2 separate regions of the Homo sapiens genome follow, and region 1 is linked to region 2. A link is an interaction called in ENCODE POLR2A ChIA-PET data of the cell type or tissue named here. Cell type or tissue: OCI-LY7. All regions are shown on one strand.

What was found. ChIA-PET counts read pairs that join two places held together with the same protein. Peaks named below come from ENCODE experiments on the same cell type or tissue, not always from the same donor. Only the 100,000 strongest peaks of a DNase experiment are listed, where the experiment ranks them.
Region 1: POLR2A ChIA-PET joins it to region 2 with 10 read pairs; 5 of 35 experiments call an interaction of 5 or more read pairs at or near these places.

Annotation. Positions count from the first base shown.
Region 1 is chr13:27,237,815-27,240,314 of GRCh38, forward strand. No RefSeq gene overlaps it. Among named protein-coding and RNA genes, the nearest start is that of LINC00412, 1.8 kb to the left of the region's middle. In OCI-LY7, no CTCF peak of the experiment used is centred here; no DNase peak of the experiment used is centred here.
Region 2 is chr13:27,331,468-27,333,967 of GRCh38, forward strand. No RefSeq gene overlaps it. Among named protein-coding and RNA genes, the nearest start is that of RASL11A, 62 kb to the left of the region's middle. In OCI-LY7, no CTCF peak of the experiment used is centred here; no DNase peak of the experiment used is centred here.

The DNA of each region.
Region 1 (2,500 bases), 94 kb before region 2:
TCAGTTATGCAGATCATCCAAATACTGACACATTTTTTATACAAAGTAAAACAAAACATATTTGTTAATATCATCACTGATCTCATCAGAAAAGTATCTAAGTTTTGGGGAGCCCTAAAGCTCACAGTTGTGGATACAAGTTTTCCAAAATACGAATTTTCACTTAAAAGCTCAAATTTTCATTGGCAACAAACATCATCAGTTGTTTTCACTGAAGTGGCAATCTGGTTTAGTTCATTTTTCAAAAATGTCTGCCAAATATCCAAGTCTGAAGCACCATAGTTTGTCAATCTATCACGTAAAAACTGTTCAATGGAATAAAGTGGTGGCTAAGTTCAGCTGTCAAGTCAAACAATAGCCAAGTACTTTTCCTCCAGCCAACCATCATACTGATCGGAAAGCACAATGTTACAGCGCTGTATGCATACTTCCTGCTTTGTCACATAAAATACATTAACAAGATATGGATGCTGGGCTCTATGACTCTTGCCTGTAGTTCCAGCTACTAGAGAGGCTGAGACGGGAGGGTCACATGAGCCCAAGAGTTTGAGGTCAGCCTGGTCGGCATAGCGAGACCCTGGCTCTAAAAAGGAAAAAGAAAAAAAAAAATTTTGACTCAAGGGTAAAAAAGTAAAAGTATATCATGCCTTAGCATTATTATGAAAACAGTTTTGACTCACAGATCCCTTGCAAGTCTGTGACACTCAGGACTGCACAGACCAGACTTCTGAGTTTGGCTGGGCTAGGAGGAGAGAAATGGCCAAGGACAGCAGGATACACTTTGTATCCACCAGCTGCCAGGTACCGGACAAAATAGAAACGATGTTCTACATTCATTGTCTCATGTGGTAGTATAAATCCAAACCCCTTCTAAACAATTATTTGTGCCTCCATTTTAAAGGCAAAGAAATAGGCTTACAGAAAGCTGTAGAACAGAGCTGGAAACTAGTCTGTTGGCTCCAAAACTCTTGCTTTTTTCCCACCATGGAAAAAGATATCTTCTTTCTTACTAGCTTTGGTATAGGGACCCCTCTCTTCCAGAGTACCCCCTTACAAGCCATGTCCCCCATCCAATCTCCTGGACTGTTCCCATTCCTGTGCAGGCCCTTGCCTCTTTGAGTAAAATTATTTCTACTACTAGTTATCTAAATCAGAGGTGACAAAAATACAGAATATACAGGTGCTTTTCTTCCCAGGGAGCACATCAGGTATTCATAATCTTTAATTTTCAATGAGCCTGAAATTAACCTTAGAAGCTTCTCAACTGAGGTCCAGGTAGCCATAATCAACCAATCAATCAAGGCTAACAACAGAAGTGAAATTTGTTTGTCTGCCTTCACCTAAAATCATTAAGAAGCAATTGTGTGGGATCAGAGGGTGAACCTCTTCCTTCCTTCTTTACAAATACAAAAAGTAACTTTGCCAGGAAAATATGTGCATAGCTCCAGGTGGCGTTAGCTAGAAAAACTAATATAATTATTAGGAGTGAACATTGTTGACTTCAACTGACCAGCTGGTCTCTCTGAATTCATTACAAGTCCTAACAGTCTACTAAATACTTCCCATCTACGTCAAAAGTCTAATATTGACAGTGAAGCAGTTTCCACATTCCAAATTGTGCTTTATTCTTGAAATATAACTGGGCCTCTATAAACCACTGCAATGACTTCCCCAACTGCTTCACCACTTCAACACATTTCCCATCTGAATACTTCTAGTATTTGATTCGGTTCTGCCTCATGTTGTACTGGCCTTAGAGTCTAGAGCAGCTGAAGACATTTTTGAAGTCTGGAACAAAAATCAGGATTGAGACAGAAAAATCTGGCTGCGGACAATGAGGACGTGTACTAGGGGGTTAGGATTCAATTTGAATGTCCAATTACATGGTTACAAGCCTGTTTATGCCTTATGCTTTTCAGATAAGAATCAGATTTTGGAAGGAAGAACACAATCTTTGCCTTGCTCAATTAAAAAAACAGATTTTTAGAACTTCAGGATAAGTAGCAAAAAATAAAAATAAAATAAAAAATAGATTTTTGTCTTGTTCATTCTGCTGTTTTTCAGGATCTCAAATAAAAAGTTTGATGGGGCCGGGCACGGTGGCACATGCCTGTAATCCCAGCCCTTTGGGAGGCCGAGGCAGGTGGATCACTTGAGGTTAGGGGTTTGAGACCAGCCTGGCCAACATGGCAAAACCCTGTCTCTATTAAAAATACAAAAACTAACTGGGCATGGTGGTGGGTGCCACCAGCTACTCAGGAGGGCAAGGCAGGAGAATCGCTTGAACCCAACAGGCAGAGGTTGCAGTGAGCCGAGATGGCGCCATTGCACCCTAGCCTGGGTGACGGAGCAAGACTCTGTCTCAAAAAAAAAAAAAAAAAAAAAAAAAAGTTTGATGGAAAAGATTATTTTACACAATTATTCTTCATGATATGTTTTTCAATTATTCACAGTATTTCTAACCCTCATTACTTTAGCTGTCATTGCAGTGACATTTTTC
Region 2 (2,500 bases):
ACCCTGTGCCCTCAGCATTGACCCTTTTAAAACAAGCTTGGTAGGGCCAGGGATCAATAATATTTAAAGCTATCAAGTTTTAGATAAGACCATTGAAGCCAGAAACATTAGCTGTGCAGGTGGAAAGAAGTAGCCTCTGGCATCATCCTTACAAAAAAACTCAGAATACACTTGGCCATGGGTATCCATGGGTTCCATATCTGTGCATTCAACCAGCTCTGGATCAAAAATATTTGAAAAAAATTGCACCTGTGCTGAACATGTATAGACTTCTTTTTCTTGTCATTTGTTCCCTAAAAAATACAGTACAGCAACAGTTTACATAGTATTTACATTATATTAGATATAAGTAATCTAGAGATGATTTAAAGTATTTGGGGAGATGTGTGTAAGTCATATTCAAATATGATGCTGTTTTCTATCAGGGACTTGAGCATCCTTGGATTTTGGTGGCCCAGGGAAGTCCTAGAACCCATCCTCCATGGATACTGAGGGATGACTATATATCTGAAGAACTTCAATTTTTCAGCATTCTCTTTTCATGAGGTCTTTTTAACGAGTCCCAAGGAAAGGCCAGTTACAGTTTGAAACTATCTCCAAAATCATGTCATCAACTGTGGGACACAGGAATGAGGAGGAAGAGGGATTCCTGACAGGTGGCCTTCTGCTCAGTGATGATTCAGAGATTAATTTTATGATCTTCTCGTTGACATCAATTAATGGAACAGCTGGCTGAGGGCTTCTGTTTTTCTTTACTGGGTTATCGCCTGACCCAAGAAAGCCAACACCAAATTCTTAGGGACAGAGGAAGAACTCAGCGTGTGTGTGTGTGTGTGTGTGTGTGTGTGTGTGTGTGTGTGTGTGTTTGCAAAAAATATGCATGTCCAAGAGGTCCATTGGCCCACTGGAGACACCAGCAGGAGTGTAGGAGTGTGACTGCTGTCTGTTGGGTGCCGTGTTCTTGATAGTTCTAACATGTTACTCAATTCCTGGTTGTCTCTTTGGGAATATAGGAAAGTCTAGATCTCTTCATTATATTATATATTAATATGCATCACTAACTTAGGAGCTTTGAAGCCAAAAAGACCAACCAGACATAGATCCTGCTCTTGAGTTTACAGAATAAAGCAGTGTTTCTCAACATTGATTACCCATTGAAATCACACAGGGAGTTTCAAACAATGCTGCTGCCAGTTTCACCCACTGAGATCCTGAATGAAATTGGTCCAGGATGTGGCCTGAGGCATTGAGATTTGAAACTTCTTGGGTGATTCTAATGTGCATCCAAAGTTGAGAACAATTGCAGTAAAGGAAAGACAAAGTCCCCAGAAGTCTGTAAGCTAAAGAGTAGTAATGGCTGGGCATGGTGGCTCATGCCTGTAATCCCAGCACTTTGGGAGGCTGAGACAGGAGGATCTCTTGATGCCAGAAGTTTGAGATCAGCTTGGGTGACATAGTGAGACCCCATCTGTGTTTAAAAAAAGAAGAAGATGAAGATGAAGACGAAGACGAAGATGAAGAAGAAGAGGAAGAGGAGGAGGAAGAGGAAGAAGAAGAAGAAGAGGAAGAAGAAGAAGAAGAAGGCTGGATGCAGTGGCTCATGCCTGTAATCCCAGCACTTTGGGAGGCTGAGGCAGGAGGATCACCTTAAGTCAGGAGTTCGAGACGAGGCTGACCAACATGGTAAAACCCCATCTCTACTAAAAATACAAAAATGACTGGGGTATGGTGGCATGTGCCTAAAATCCCAGCTACACGGGAGGCTGAGGCATGAGAATCGCTCAAACCCAGGAGGTGGAGGTCGCGCCACTGCACTCCAGCCTGGGCATCAGAGTGAGATTCTGTCTCAAAAAAAAAAAAAAAGAAAAAAAAAAGGGTAATAACAATTATCAGTCTCTAGGAGTGATAATACGACTATATAAATAGTGGAAGTATAACCTATAAGCATTGTGGAACTGTAATACAATTATACAATTTGAAGTTGCTGTTCTCTCTTGCATGCATATGCATGTATGTATGTATACATATATACACACATATATTACATAAGTAATACATTCTTCTAGTAATAGATCCAATGATATACAAATGTTTCTGTTCCCACAGACTGCTCAATGTGCAATTCTCCAGTCCCCTTTCTATGCATTTTAAGCACATTTATATATATATATATATATATACACATACATATATATATATCTAGTCACATATCAACAAAACTGAGATCAGGTTATCTAATCTGACTTTTAAAAATGTTGGCTGGGCGCGGTGGCTCACGCCTGTAATCCCAGCACTTTGGGAGTGGGAGGTGGAGGCAGGCATATCACAAAGTCAGGAGATGGAGATCATCCTGGCTAACATGGTGAAACCCCGTCTCTACTAAAAACACAAAAACAAAATTAGCCGGGCGTGGTGGTGGGTGCCTGTAGTCCCAGCTACTTGGGAGGCTGAGGCAGGAGAATGGCGTAAACCCGGGAGGCGGAGCTTGCAGTGAGCCAAG